Linked DNA regions of Mus musculus: region 1 is linked to region 2. A link is a loop called in an ENCODE intact Hi-C map of the cell type or tissue named here. Cell type or tissue: left cerebral cortex. All regions are shown on one strand.

Region 1 (8,000 bases), 390 kb after region 2:
GTATTAGAGAAAGACGAGACCAGGACCCTGGGGATATGGGAGGGAATGAGGGAGCCACTGTCCATCTGCAAAGGACAGTACTTATAAGGTGTGTTCCTAGGTCATCAGTTCTGCGACAAGTGGGCACTGCTTACAGACCCCGGTGACATCAGGACTGGCACCAAGGGCTACCTGAAGTGTGACATCAGTGTGACTGGGAAAGGTGACATCTTAAAGACCAACCCCAAAACCTCCGATGCTGAGGAGCAAATAGAGAAGTAAGATAGCTCCAACCAGAGCCATAAAAGAGAAATTCTATGCCCCCTTTATGTCTCTTTCCCATCTCTACTCTGTTCTGAATGGGTGTGTGAGAACTGCCAAGCTCATGGCCTGCCAATCAGAGACTCAGCTCTGTCGGATGTCTGAACGCACCTTCTCAAAGCCATGGCTCTTTTGGGAGCTTGGATTTTCAGACAAAAGCCATTCTATTATTGTTGTTGTTGTTATTATTATTATTATCATTATTATTACTACTATTTCTTTGAGAATTTTATATAATGTACCTTGATCATATTCACCCACACTCCTCCATTCTGCCATTTCCAGATCAAACCCCTCTTTCCTATGTACCCCTTACTTCCTGTCCTTTCTGCTGTTGTTTAAAGAAAAGACTACTCTGCAGCAAGTGTCCAGTCCTCTGGCTTTGACAGTCCTTCAACCATGCCTTCCATGTTCCCTGATCCTTACATGCCTGCATTACATAGATAAGCCATTCTTGAGATTACATGATTTATTCACATGTAGCTGGGTTTTTTTTTTTTCTTTGAAAGAAACATACTTTCAACCACTGGTTTATGACACACACCAAAAAAAAAAAAAAAAAAAAAAAAGAATTTAAATTCTAGAAAGAAAACTTGGTTTAGTGATGGACCCCAGTGCTATTCTATACCCAGTTTTTTCTTTCTCCCTGCCTTCAGCCTGTACCCACCCTTTCTCTCTCCTCTTGACTGGCAGACCTTTTCGTTTTAAAATTTTCTTGTCTCCCTTTAGGAACCTTTTGATCCCTCAAGGGTTTCCATCAGAGAGACCTTGGGCCAGGTTCTACGTGAGACTCTACCGAGCAGAAGGATTACCCAAAATGAACTCCAGCATTATGGCAAATGTCACCAAAGCATTTGTGGGTGACAGTAAGGACCTTGTGGATCCCTTTGTGGAGGTGTCCTTTGCTGGGCAGACGGTGAGGAAACTTTGTCACCAGCAGTGGCAGTTATATCTTGCTCTGAATCCAGAACAGTTTTAATCAAATGAAGTTAAGGTAAAAGTGCCTAAGAGAAAACCTTGTCACCAGAAGGGGAGGCAGTAGGTATCAGAGATGCAGAGGTCAGTTGCTCACTCAGGCCTCACTGGGGATTGTGGAAAAGAGCTAAGGCTGGAAGTGTTGCAACTTAGGGCCAGGTAGAAAAACCTCTTTCCTCACAGCTGGCTACTTCTCTAAACAAGTACCAGGCCCTGTAGAGTTACCACTCTCTCCTAACTCATTTCTCCATTTCCCAGGCAATCATCTTCCTATATAACCCTAAGGCCAAGCATTCTAGCATATGAGAATCTATGGGGGCCACTTCCACCCACCAAACTATCTGCTCAGGTCCTCTATTAACTGATTTAAAGGAAGGGGGAAAAAAAAACTCTAGTCAGTTGTTATTATTCTCAACCAAAAGTAGGGAGAATTAAGGCCCTAGATACCTCTGTTCTTTTCTTAAGGGCCATTGGAAGATTCAAGGTCTAGGTTTGTGGTCAAAGCTGCAGTGTGCCTTACTGGACTTTGGAACTTTTAATAACATGTGCTTTCAAAGCATGCCCCTGTCCCTTCCTATCAGCAGGAGTAAACGCTGGAGTGTGTCTAACTTGGATTGAATTTAAAGGGCACATAGGACATCATTCTGTTCTATAATGAGGAAACTGAATCCCAGGATATGGCTTTGATTCACTCAAGGTCAGACGTGATGTTTAACCTGGTCTTTATGTAGGCATGACCTCAGGGTCTAGCTATGTTTGCTGCTTTCCTGAAGACTCATGGAACAGCCCCTATTTATAACAGAGGTAGTCACCTCAACACTTACCTGTTGAGTAGAAACTTCCAAGGACAACGATTCACCTTTGCCCCAGTGCCCTGCATAACATCTAGGCCAGCAGTCATGTTAATAGACTGTAGTTAATTTCACAAGTGTCAGGGAGGCAAGTCCATGATCTTTGATTAATTCCCTTTACATCTCTAGATGCTTTGAAGGATTTTCTTTAGTCATTTATCTCCATGGCTCACATCCTCCTGGCTCCTGTACTTTCAGGGGCGAACCTCTGTGCAAAAGAATTGTGCTGATCCTGTGTGGCACGAGCAGGTGGTCTTCAAGGAAATGTTCCCTCCCCTGTGCCGGAGGGTGAAAATTCAGGTGTGGGATGAAGGCAGCATGAACGACGTAGCTCTGGCAACTCACTTCATAGACCTGAAGAAAATCTCCAATGAGCAGGACGGGGATAAAGGTAGAGAGTTTTGTGTGTCTGACTCAGAAGTAGGTCTCAAAACCACAGTCACCTTTAAAGAGAGAAGATCATGCAGGTACTAACACCTTTCATGGTTCTGTGCTCTGTGGCCTGGCTTGGTTAAGCTCATGATGGAACCAAGGTCTGGTCCTAGGTCTCCCATGACTATTGCTACCTAGCTGTGATGTGTCCCTGTTCTACTAAGAAAAAGGAAGTCAGATAAAACCAAAGGTTGGCAAGCTAAAAATCTATAGGCCAGCCAGTCCTGATATGTGTCTTTGTATGGTGCATGTGTTCAATGCAAACATGTTTTAGCATACATAAAAATTATGTCCCCAGTCACTTGATGGGAACATGTGAGCTTGAGGGTGGCAGGGGCTGTGGGTGACTGTGCACTCAGGGATCTGGGAGAGCCTCAGGTAATCCACGAAGCTTTGAAGGTGGCAGGGAGGGAAAGAACCCCCACTCAGTATATGACTCGATTTCTAAAGGCCCATTAGTACGTAAGAAGTTCTAAATTAACTACCATTTAAATTCATGACCACCTTTCTCTGCACTGCATATGTATGTTGGTTGACAAATATACATACCTATATATCACATACATATATAATTACACTAAGTCATGTAAAGATGACATCAGTACAACTATTTCATTTTTTTTAACTAGATGAATATTTTCCAAGAGCAGAGACTTGTATATTCTTATATCCAATCACAGACTGGCATTACAGAAAGCCCTCAGTGAATGTATGTTCTCTACTTCTTCATATTACAGCAACACTTACCACTTTATATAAAAAACACACTCATCCATCTACACTGTCTCAGCTAGATGTTAAGTTGTTTTATTCACAGCATTTTAGAAGCCTCTGGATGGTGCTCAGAAAGACAGATGTTTGTGTTTTTCAAGTAGACATCAGGGACGATAAAAATCTTCTCTATCCTTTTAACAATAATTTTTCTGCTTCTTTAAGTTTGCCGAAAGGAGAACTGAATCCGAGGGATAGAATCTAGTCTGCAGAAGTCAGGGTGGTGGAAAAGAGACATTTAGATAGAAAGAAAAATGTCTTCTTGACAACTATGGGGGAATTGATAAGCAAATTATGACTCCCTATTTCTTTGCATGAGTGGGGGCATGCCTTAAGGGCCCGTGTGAGACACCTAGTGGACATTATCTTGTTAATCTTGACAGATGAGTTAGGCACTATTAGCTTTTCCTCCACATGGGGAAACTGAGGTACAAGGAAGTTAAGAAGTTTGTCCAGTCTCGTGCAGCCGAAAGTCCCAAGGCTGCAATTTGCACCCACACAGTTGAGTCTTCTGAAATGTCACTCTGTTTTGTCTTTCAGAAAGAAACGCGAGCACAAGAAGGTGTAGGTCAGGGGTCATAGCTCTTGCCAACAATGTGAGAAGCCTCGGGTTTGATTTCCAGTACTGAAAAATAAAGGGCCGTTGTGTTGATAGATGTTCTCATGGATGTCATATATTTTTTCAGATGGTCTATATTGAGAGAAACCCTTATGGCAGGAATAAGTTAAAACCACCAGGTCTTTTCAGGTCTATGTTTAGGAAATATTTTTTGAACATTCATTTCTCACCACCTCTACCACCTCACCCTAGTCCAAACTACGGTATCCTTAGCTTTCATGATAAAATCGTTCCCAAAGCAGTTTTCCCACGTCCTTTCTTGCAAACCTTCACATGGTAGCGACAATGGTCTTAACTGATTCTCAACATTCTTAATGCTGTGACCCTTTAATACATCTCCTCATGTTGTGGTGAGCCCCAACCATAAACGTATTATTGTTATTACTTCAATTTTGCTATTATTGTAAATTGTAATATAAGTATCTGGTATGCGACCCCCAAAGGAGCTGTGACCCACAGGTTGAGAACCACTGGTCTTAAGAGACATGGTTACATTATAGATTTGATTAAAATCCCTTTAAAATATTCTTTTTTTTTTTCCATTTTTTATTAGGTATTTAACTCATTTACATTTCCAATGCTATACCAAAAGTCCCCCATATCCACCCACCCCCTTTAAAATATTCTTAATGATACTAAGATAGTGAGCAAAAGTCAGAACAAGGTCTAAGGCCTCTTACCTGTCCAAACTCTTCTCATGTATCTCTGGCTCCAAACTTTTTCCAGCTGGCTTACAGTCCCGCCCTGTTCTTCCATGTTCCATCACAGTTTACAGCCCCGCCCCCCTCCATGCTCCATCACAGTTTACAGCCCCGCCCCCCCTCCATGCTCCATCACAGTTTACAGCCCCGCCCCTTTCTCCATGCTCCATCACAGTTTACAGCCCCGCCCCTCCCTCCATGCTCCATCACAGTTTACAGCCCCGCCCCCCCTCCATGCTCCATCACAGTTTACAGCCCCGCCCCTTCCTCCATGCTCCATCACAGTTTACAGCCCCGCCCCTCCCTCCATGCTCCATCACTGGTTTACAGCCCCTTTCCCATCCATCCATGCTCCATCAGCCTATCAGTTTTTCTTACAATAGAAGATGCATAGTATTGATATTGTAAATATTTATATAAACATTTCTTTGTTCAATCTTTGTATCAGCGTGTCCTCGGCTGAACTCCATGGTTGGCATCGAGCAAGCGTCCTGGCTCACGTTAAGAATAGATAAACATTTAATGGCTAAATGGCGACAGAAGGTTGCAAAGTGGCCTGTATAATATTTTTTTTAATTTAACTTTATTTTTTCTTACTTTACATCCTGCTCACTGCCTCCCCTCCTGCCCCCTCCCTCCCACAATCCTTTTTCCATTCCCTTCTCCCCTTCTCCTCTGGGGAGGTGCAACCTCCCTGGGCATCCCCCAACCTTGGCATTTCAAGTCTCTCCGGGAGCTAAGCGCATCCTCTCCCACTGAGGCCAGACAAGGTAGCCCAGCTGGAAGAACATACCCACATACAGACAGCAGCTTTTGGGATAGCCATTACTCCAGTTCTTTAGGGTTCACAAGAAGACCAAGGTGTGCATCTTCTACATATGTACAGGAATGGCCTCTACAATATTACAAATGTGAAAAAGTGTAAATGTGCAAAAGAGAGACTAGATGGAAATTGAGCAAAATATTGTCTTTGGAGAGGATGTCTTTGTACAGCCAGTTACTAACACTCAGGTTTTCCCTAGGTTTTCTTCCCACTTTTGGACCTGCCTGGATTAACCTGTATGGTTCTCCTAGGAACCACAGTCTCATGGATGACTACCAGGAGTTGAATGAAGGCTTTGGGGAGGGTGTGTCCTTCAGGGGCCGGATCTTAGTGGAAATTGCTGTGGAGATCCTTTCAGGTGGGGCCCAGGAGTCTAAGTTCTCCAAGGCCCTGAAGGAACTGAAGCTGTCTTCCAAAGACAAAGACTCCAAATCTTCTAAAGGCTCCAGTAAGGACAAGGCTGACAAAGCTGATGACAGCAAAGCCCAGCAGACTACTGACAAAACCAACTCCACCGAAGTGGAGGTGGAATCTTTCGCAGTCCCCCCAGAGGTAGGTCCAAGCGCTGCTCCTCCATCCCTGATGGTAGCAGAACCCAGGGCAAAGGGAGACAGTACTTGTCACAGGCTCCAGAAGACCTCCTGTATTGGTCTCTTCTTCCTGGTAAAATTGTGTTGGCCTAGTGCTGAATCTTTGGGCATGTTCTCAGTTCATGCAATAGCACTGCCATCTGCTTATGATGAATTTCTTCAGAATCTCTCAAGCATGGACTCCATGGGAACTCAAAAAAGGAAACGAAAAAGTAGCTGGAGGTATTAGGAGTGCTGGTAGGCTGGACGAGGAAACTCTGCCTGTATAGTTTGATTTAGCTGCAGCTGCAATATCCGGGTCAACAGGGAGGCAATGATGGCTTACACAGAGCTGTCCATTTCTCTGGAGACTGAGCAGACCTCAGAAGTGCAGTAGGAGACCCATCTTTACTTTGCAGGAGCTATTAATTTTTTTTTCTGCGATCTCAGGAAGCCACTGCAGAGAACTTGGAGCCCGGGGTTGGAACCTTGGCATTAGTTCTACTCATGGCTCTAACTCCAACACTGCCCTGAGTTATCATTTTGTCTTCAGCTAAACGAGGTCATATAGGTCACTGTCATAGACAACATCTAAAGGCTGATGAGAAAGTATATATAAATTGCCGTCAGATTGTATAGTGTGCACATGGCTAGGTGTGCAATGTCTTTCTGGCTATTATCCATGGTCGGCTCCCTCTACCAAGATGGAGCTATTTAGAGTTTGCCACCTATTGTTTGTGTCTTGACTCTTTCAGCAGCACCCCCCCCCCTTTGGACTCTCATCTGGAAATATGTGTTATCGGTTTGTTTGTGATAGAACTGGCATTGTCTGCGTGGGTCTCTCTCTCTCTCTCTCTCTCTCTCTCTCTCTCTCTCTCTCTCTTTCTCACTGTGTGTGTGTGTCTGTGTGTGTGTTCAGAATAAAAGCCAACATTAGAAATTTGTCTTTAAATTTGCAGGTAGCTGAATGGCCACTCACATACATGTTTCCTACATCGGTGACCATTCCTGCTGTGGGCCAGGTTTTATAGGGATAGCCAAGAAAAATGAAGCTAGGGAAATATTCAGAATCTAAATCAACATCCTTAAGATCATTTGCTGTGAGGATGGAGAGATGACTCAGCAGTTAAGAGCACTGACTGCTCTTCTGAAGGTCCTGAGTTCAAATCCCAGCAACCACATGATGGCTTACAACCATCCATAATGAGATCTGATACCCTCTTCTGGGGTGTCTGAAGACAGCTACAGTGTACTTAGATATAATAATAAATAAATCTTTTTTTAAGGCTATTTGCTGAGAGTGCCCAAAGCTTAGCTGCTTGAAACATCAAATGCTTGTTTTCCTGTGAATGAGGAGTTTGGAGATTCCTTAATACAAATGGTTCTGAGTCAGACATTCCTTGGAGGAAAGATCTTGGTAAAGTGGATGTGAGGGTGATTTAGTTGTGACATTGTCACCCCATTGATTGCGAGAGTTGATGTGGCTGATCTAGCTAGGTAGGCAAGTGCTCCCTTACTCCCTTGCCACTCCTTGTGCATCCCTCCTGAAGCTTGGTGGCCTTCCCGGAATAGAGGAGGAACAGTCTTCAGTCAAGGGTATAGGAGTAGCTGTGTTCCCTTGCTCGAACCTCCAGACAAGCTCCCAAGATCTTGGCAGAGGCTATGATCTTTTGAAGGTTTCACAGGACAGAAGGACCCATCTCCCAAGATGGCTGCCTGATACTCAGGAGGCCTTAGTACCTTGTTGGTTATTGATATGAGAATGCAGTTCCTTACTCTGGAGGCCTCCCATAAATTCTGATAATCCTTATGACTTGGTAGTTGGTTGCCTTCCCCGAAGGTGGTGACCTAAGAGAGAGAATGGCCATGACCAAGCCATGACACCACAGGCTGACATTTCTACTGTGCTCCTTCTTCTTGTAAGGAACAAATCCTCTGTCTCCCGCAGCCAGAGTAGAT
Region 2 (8,000 bases):
AGCTGGGTGGTGGCAGCCCACACCTTTGATCCCAACACTGAGGAGGCAGATGCAGGCTGATCTCTTTAAGTTTGAGGCCAGCCTGATTGTCTATAGAGTGAGTTCCAGGACAGCTATGGCTGTTTGAAACCCTGTCTCAGAAAACCAAAAACCAACCAAACAATTTATATGTGTGTGTGTGTGTGTGTATATATATATATATATATATATATATATATATGCATAATAAATAAAACTATATATAAAGAAAGACAGCTTCTTAGGGCTTAATGGAAAGAGTCGTAGCAAAGGGGAAACACCCTGCTTCAGGGGAGTCGCTAGACAAAGGTACAAGCCTGCAATCTCCCTGTGGCCACATTCATATGTAACCTGCTCTTTTTAACCTAATGCTTATGAGATCTGTCTAGACAGTTGAGCAAAACAGGAAATGAGTTACACTGTCATAGCTTCAGGGAATTTAACCTCATGCTTTTCCTCTTGAAGTTCAGCCTAGTTTTAAAAAAATGCATGCCTTCTCTCCAGAGAATTTGGGGACATTTCAGGAACTATAGAAATTCAGGGCTTCTCTCAGGGAACACAGATAGCTATTTCAAAAAAGGAAATGGGAACGTGATTTTATGGTGGTGCTTGGACCATAAACTGCACACAGTCGTTTGGAGGAATGCGTTTACCGGCTTCTTCTGGATTCCAAGGATGAGTTCCTAGCAGATTGACTCTGACCTCCTCAAGGAGGAGCTCTGCTGGGTGACTCACTCATTCTCTGTGCTGGAAGCAGTATGGTGTGTTATCTCATCAGAAGGCCCTTGAAGGCCAGTTTGTGACAAGGTAACTAACATCACCCCACGGAGACACTTTCTATGTGCCAAGCACTGAGCTAAACATAAGTGTTACATCATTACATCCTGTTGTTTATGTTGCTGTGATAAAACTCTCCGCCCCAAAACAACTGAGGGGAGGAGTGTTTGTGTGGCTTACACTTGCAGGTCACAGCCCATCACTGAGTAAAGTTAGGGCAGAGAGACTCAAACAGAAACCTTAGAGGAATGCTCCTTGCTTGCCCAATCGCCGCCTCATACTTAGCTAGCTTTCTTACACAGCCCAGGTCCTCCTGTCCAGGGGATAGTGCCGCTCACAGTGGGCTGTGCCTTCTACATCCATTTGCAGTCAAGACACTCCATCAGAGAGATGCCCGTAGAACAACCTGTTAAAACCATTTACTCAATTGAGACTATTTTTCAGGTGATTCCGAGCTGTGTCCAGTGACAGTTAATGTTAACTAGGATATGCATATGCATTTAACACTGGCAACACTCATAACCTGTGATTACCATGATGATACTAATTTTCTTTCCTTCCCCTTCCCCTTCCTCTTCCCCTTCCTCTTCCCCTTCCCCTTCCCTTCCCTGATTTTTAAAAATTATTTTATTTACATTCCAAGTGTTGACCCTCCTCCTAGTATCCCCCCCCCAGAGTTCTTCACCCCATCTTCCCTCCCCTTAGCCTTTGAGAGGGTGCTCTTCCACCCTCTCCCCATCCCCCACCCCACACCCATTCCACTCACTAATTTTCTAGCTGAAGAAACGGAACTTAAGGTTGAAGAGTTTGCAAGGGTTTGCATGTGCATTTAAATCCTGATTCTAAAATCTGTGTTCTTAGCTGATGTATTAATTTTCAGAAAAAAAAAATACTTGACAGCAGCAGTTTCAGAGAAGAAAATTTGAGCTCTGTTTCCTGGGTATCAGTCCACCATGGCAGAGAGGTCAAGAGTAGTTCGTGTCATGGTAGGCAGGAAGCAGAGGAAGTGGGAGGCAGGAAGAGGTCAGGGCAGGATATGTTCCCAAGAACATACTCCCAGGGACCTATTTTTTTCCAGCTAGTCCTTGCCTCTCACCTCTCATCACAACCTGATTACGCCATTTTACTATGACTCCACCAAAGGATGGATCCCTTCATCAGGTCAGTGTCCTTAAGAGCTAATAGTTTCTGGAGAGACTCCAACAGACAGATCTGAGGGTGTGCTTTATGCTTTACTAGGTGCCTCGCTATCAAGCTGATAATCAAAATTAATCGTCAAGAGATGGTATGATGCCCTAGGTAGCATTTGACATAAACCGTGGTCATCTGGGAAGAGACGACCTCAGCTGAGGAATCGCTTCCATCAGACTGCCCTGTGGGTGGGTCTGTAGGGCATTTTCTTAACAATTGATGTGGCACTGTGGGTGGTGCCACTCCTAGACAGATAGTCCCGGGTTACACAAGAAAAAGCAAGCTGAGCAAGCCGTGGGAAGCGAGTCAGTTAGCAGCATTCCCTCATGGTTACTGCTTCAGCCCCTATCTCTAGGTTCCTGCCGGAGGTCCCTCACTGTCGGGCTGTGATCTGGAAGTTATATGCTTAAATGAACCCTTTCCTCCTCAAGTTGAGTTTTGGTCACGGTGTTTATCACAGCAATGGAGAAGGAAAGAAGGACAGTATGATCTATGACTATAGAGCTGTTGTGAGAAGTGAACGGGAGCTTTGAAGTAAATTGATCGTAGTGCTTAGTCCGTAATACACATCACAATTCCAGTTAATAGTTACACATAGCAACCAAAGGATGCTGTTTTTCATCTTTGTCTTGTGAAAGAGACAGGTGCTCAGCATTCCTAAATCTCTATTGAAATGGTTTATACTCAACGTTTTGCATGCAGTATGATGGAAGTACAGTCGGGGTCACAGCTGGTTGGGAGTTCATGAACAATGGGAATCGGATCACACTAAAATAAAGTCTAACTGTTGCTTCTAATAGTCTAAGACATAACTACACAGCACATGTAACAAATGCTTTGTAAGAGTCACCCAAAGACTGTTGAGACACATTTCTTTTTCTTAAGGAACTAGCAATCAAGTAGAGAGTACATTAAAAACAAACAAACAAACACTCAGATAGTTACATAATAAGTTAAATGGCATTATAAAAGAATTAAAAGATAAAATAATAAATTTAAACCATGGTGTGTGCATCCAGATCTTACTTTGCACAATATAGTGGTGGAAGTCATCTCTGAGTAGGTGACATTTAGCAGTGAGAAAGGGCCTAGGAAGAAGGGACTCCATAAAGGCACAGAGATTAAGGGTAAGAACTTGATAAATTCAAAGACCTGAACGAGGGTGACTGTCTGGAGCATAGCAGGATGAGGGCATTCTGGGCCTTTCGCCTCATACTGGGTCCTTTGCCAGGGCGATTTGGATGTCAACTCCTCAAGAAAGGTTTGGTAGCTGAAGAGATTGGCAAGACCCATGCTTATATGGGACCTAGGGACTACTGAAGCTGGAAATGCAGGTCAGGGTACAATCTGGTCGCTAGGTCCTGGAAGGAAGCCAGCACTCTGATGGGATAGTCGGAAGAGAGATTAACAAACTGGGTAAAGGTATGGGCAGAGCTGGGAGGGGCAATGGAGGATGTAGTCGATGTAGTTGGCTAAGGTCATTAACGCTGGGGATCTACAGCAGGCAGTGTCCCAATCACCCTGGCACGTGAGCATGTATGTCACTGTAACCAGCAAGGCTGACTTTGCAGATGAGATGATGTGGGATCAGCGAAGTAAGTATGCATGGTGATAATCCGGGCGACTTCATTGGTGAGTTGCTAATCTTATAATACATAGTTTCAACTCGAGTATAGAAAAAGTTGGAAAATACATCTTGGCAAGTATTCTAGTGATAGAGCAATGGCCTAGTACTGGCAAGGCTCTGGGGGGGGGGGTTGGGGGGAAAAGGGAGAAGAAAGGGAGGAAAAACAGAACCAAGATTTTACTGATTAAAATTACTGAATATTATAAATAGGGAAACGATTCAACTAAATATAAAACTGCGAATTAGGGACAATGCTCTTTATGAGGCCACAGCCATGTTCCAGTCAGGGTAGCCTGAGTCTGATTATTTATTACGAGTGTATGTTTTGCATGGCTTCTCTACAGTGTTGGCTGCTTTTTAGAGATTGCTTCTATTTCGCAGGCAGATGGGGCTGTTGTCCACATTTTCCTATCCAGCCTACAAGACAGCAGCTATAAACCAGCATTCTTTGGGGGCTGAGATGATTATATAAAATCATGAGCAAGCACGATGTTTGCTTCGAGGACTGGAAATTCACCTTTGAAGGGTGTGGCATCCAGTTCCAAACAGCAGCCTGGATAAGCGGCAGCCGGTGATCTGAGAAGAGGAACAGATGCAAGACTGGAGACTCAGTGTGTCAGGGCAGGCCCCTTTGTACATGCTACAGACCCTAGAATCTGATGTTTGATCTAAAAATTTTAAAGTCAGAGCCAGATTACTGAGTCATGAGGTATTTTAGGACAATGTTTTATCAGTCCCTGCTTTGGGTCTTTGTATTCCCAGGAGGGCCCAGCATACTGGTCATTCATAGGCTCAGTTTAAATGAACCCCACTGCTACTGAGTGCTCTGAGAGAGCTCTACGTGTTCCCCAGGGCCTCAGCTTCCTCCTCTCAAAAAATGTGACATGAAACAGAACCCAGGGACTGGAGAGATGGCTCAGTGGTTAAGAGCACTGACTGCTCTTCCAGAGGTTCTGAGTTCAAATCCCAGCAACCACATGGTGGCTCACAACCATCTGTAATGAGATCTGACACCCTCTTCTGGTGTGTCTGAAGACAGCTACAGTGTGCTTATATATAATAAATAAGTAAATAAATAAATCTTAAAAAAACAAAACAAAACCAGAACCCAGTTAGCAGAATCTAGAAGATCAGGCATTTATCATGCCTAGGCCAGTGCCTCAGCTCCCAATACAAAATCGGCGAATAACTTGAGTATTGATGGACTTCTCAGTTTACTGTCTCAGGTGCCCACCTGCTTGCCCTCTCACCCCTCCTTCCCCTTCTCTGGTTGGTTTGTTTGTTTGTTTTTCCTCCCTGGAGATAGTCTCTCTATGCAGCTTGGCTCTCTTGGAGGTCACTATGGAGACCGATTGTCCTTGAATTCACAGAGACCCAGCTGACCTCTGCCTTCCCATTGCTGGGATTAGAGGTGCGTGTACCACGCCTGGCAAGGAGCTTTCCTCTGTTCAGTGTGACCAACAGTCCTATGAGAACTTGCTGCTTTCACCCCATGCTGTGCATGCACGAGGACCTGGGTGCAGAAAAGCTGACTCAGTAAACATGTTAAATGTCAGGGTGGCTGCACTACACCATGTATACCTGATTGCAGAAGAGTATTTTTCTTTTTAATTTTTTTCTAGTGAGCATAGGAATAGTAGGTTTCGTTATGACATTTTATATATATTAACTATTTATATGGTCTTATTTACCCTCCATTATCATTCTTTTCAATAATTAAAAAAAATTCACTTAACATCCTGGTCACAGCCCCTCTCCCTCCTCCCAGCCTCACTCTTACTAATCCCTTCCCCCAATTGCCTCTCCCCTTCTCCTCAGAGAAGTCCCCTTGTTATCCTCTGCTATCTGTCCTCATCTCTCCTTCTCTATTTATTTATTTATTTAGAAATTTTTATTTATTTATTTATTTATTTTATATATACTGTAGCAGTATTCGGACACACCAGAAGAGGCATCGGATCTCATTACAGATGGTTGTGAGCTGCCATGTGGTTGCTGGGAATTGAACTCAGGACCCCTGGAAGAGCAGTCAGTGCTCTTAACCGCTGAGTCATTTCTCCAGCTCCCTCCTTTTCTCTTTTAGTCACCCCCTTTCCTCCATAGTTCCCCATATACTTTCAACACATATGCACATGCATGCACACACACACACGCACACGCACACATGCACACATGCACACGCACGCACGTGTGCACACACACACTCACTGTTCAACCTAGCTTCTGAATAGGAGAAAAAAATGTGATATTTTATTTCTTCCCATTAGACTGTGGATTACTGTAAATATTGCTTTACATCTCCGTAGTTTTACCCTAGTATGTGGGGCTCTCAAATATGATCTGCCATCTCTTTGTTTCTTGGTTAATTTTTTGATATCAGGTCTCATATGTAGCCCAGGCTAGATTTGAAGTTGCTGTCACTTTCCTGCTTCAGCTGCCTGAGAGCTAGGATGACCGAGTTTGTTTTCTCTGAGATAGGATCTTGCCAGGTTGGCCTCAAACTTACAATTCTCCTGCCGTAGTGCTCCTCTCTGGCCTCTCCATCTCAGAGCTATGTAACATGACTTACTTACTTATTGATTGATTGATTGATTGGCTGATTGACTTGATGGACTTAGTCCCACACATTCAGCAGACACGTCATGATGAGCCAATTGGGAGCAGCTTGCTGGGAGGTCTCAGTTTGGACTACAAATGTGAAAAGATGATTTTCTTTTTAAGTATTGGCTCCCAACTAGATCATACGGCTCTTTCCAAGTCTACTTCTTTCCTCTGATGACTTTCAGGTAAAATCTACTGTTTCAGGCAACTTTTTAGCTCCTGAGACATAAATCTGGTTTCAGTTTAAAACAGATGTTTTCTGAAAAAATGGTTGATACCACTGGCTTAAACTAGCACTATGGTGAGGCGTGAGCTGGCTGTTTCTCTTTGTCTTTCTCAGGCCCATAACACTAAGCAGAGAACACCAAGTGGACCCTAGTGAATCACAACGGGTGCTTCTGTAAAGCCTATCCCAAGTTGGACAACCACAGGGATGCATCTTACCACACAGAAAGTGTCAACTCAGTCACTCTTCTCTGTGAGTGCCATCACAGACTGCGTCATCACACCCATTTTGCAGATGAGAGAACTGAGGCCTACCCCAGGTTGGCACACTGTCCACCGTAACCAGAGGGCCGGGCTGGCTGACTCTATAGTCTGTATTTTGGATGCTCTGTTGCCTCTTGGAAGGAAACAGGGGCTGTGTAGAATCATTCTGAAGTGAAGAAAAGGCTGACTTGTAAAATATAATTAAAACAACCCAAGGCAAGTTGGGGGAGTGCAGGAAGGGTGAGCCACACACACTTTCACGTGGGTGGGGAACGGCCGCTGTCACCGTCACTGGCATCTGCCAAGTCTGGTTCATCAGGATGTGGCAGCTGGCTGAGGGCCTCTGGTCGCCACTAGATTGTGCCCTCCCCCTGGCCTTTGCCTTCTGTCCCCGGTGCCTGGAGACACCTGCTTCTGACTTTCCACGCCCTCCTCTTTCTAGGAGGCTGTGTGAATCAGCGGCTGAGAGAGACTAGCTCTGGGCTGCCTCTATCTGTGTATGTAGAAATAAATGCATAAATAAATGGCCTTTAAAATGAAAAACGAAATGATTTCTTTTTTTTTTTTTTAGATTTATTTATTATATGTAAGTACATTGTAGCTGTCTTCAGACACTCCAAAAGAGGGAGTCAGATCTCGTTACGGATGGTTGTGAGCCACCATGTGGTTGCTGGGATTTGAACTCTGGACCTTCGGAAGAGCAGTCGGGTGCTCTAACCCACTGAGCCATCTCACCAGCCCCAAAATGATTTCTTTAGTGCATGGATAACTTGCAGAAATTGCTTTTCTCCATCCACCACGTGAATCCCAGGGCTCAAACTCAGGATGCTGGGCTTGGTGGCTAGTACATCTACCTACTGAGCCATCTTATTGGCTGCTCTTTATATATATTTATCTATATCTCTATTTTGATACATATATTATTTAAAGAAAAAGATTTTATTCCTGAAATACCACTGTCTCTACTCCCCTTCCTGTATCCGTACTTAGATCACGTGTTCATGATTGGTGATTCTGTCTCCACCTTCTGAGGCATTTGGTAGTCACATGGGTTCTGGGGAGCTAACCCCAGTTATCCTGGTTAGCAAATGCTTTAACTGCTGAGCTGCTTCCTAGCCCCCAATTCGACTTGTTTTGTTTTGTTTTGTTTTTCAAGACAGGGTTTCTCGGTGTAACCAGCCCTGGCTGTCCTGGACTGGCTTTGTAGACCAGGCTGTCCCCCCTCTACTTATTTACTTTATGTCCATCTCACTGCCTCCCTCCTGGTCACTCCTTCCCACAATCCTTCTCCTACCAC

Evidence for each region. A loop is a pair of places that touch in the nucleus more often than their neighbours do. Peaks named below come from ENCODE experiments on the same cell type or tissue, not always from the same donor. Only the 100,000 strongest peaks of a DNase experiment are listed, where the experiment ranks them.
Region 1: a loop joins it to region 2, with 3 times the contacts of the local background. A loop is called at or near these places in 4 of 42 quality-filtered maps.

Annotation. Positions count from the first base shown.
Region 1 is chr15:58,558,149-58,566,148 of GRCm38, forward strand. It overlaps Fer1l6 (fer-1-like 6 (C. elegans)), which reads left to right. Exons shown (of 41, transcript NM_001370912.1): 8 at 101-257; 9 at 1,030-1,216; 10 at 2,325-2,517; 11 at 5,672-6,024. Among named protein-coding and RNA genes, the nearest start is that of Gm36451, 35 kb to the right of the region's middle. In left cerebral cortex, a CTCF peak has its summit at 3,695; no DNase peak of the experiment used is centred here.
Region 2 is chr15:58,164,500-58,172,499 of GRCm38, forward strand. It overlaps Gm36112 (a long non-coding RNA gene), which reads left to right and starts at 1,629. Exons shown (of 3, transcript XR_003951636.1): 1 at 1,629-1,956; 2 at 3,488-3,581. In left cerebral cortex, CTCF peaks have their summits at 3,986 and 4,678 (motif pointing left); DNase peaks (open chromatin) are centred at 745, 3,372, 4,047 and 6,997; H3K27ac peaks cover 326 bases.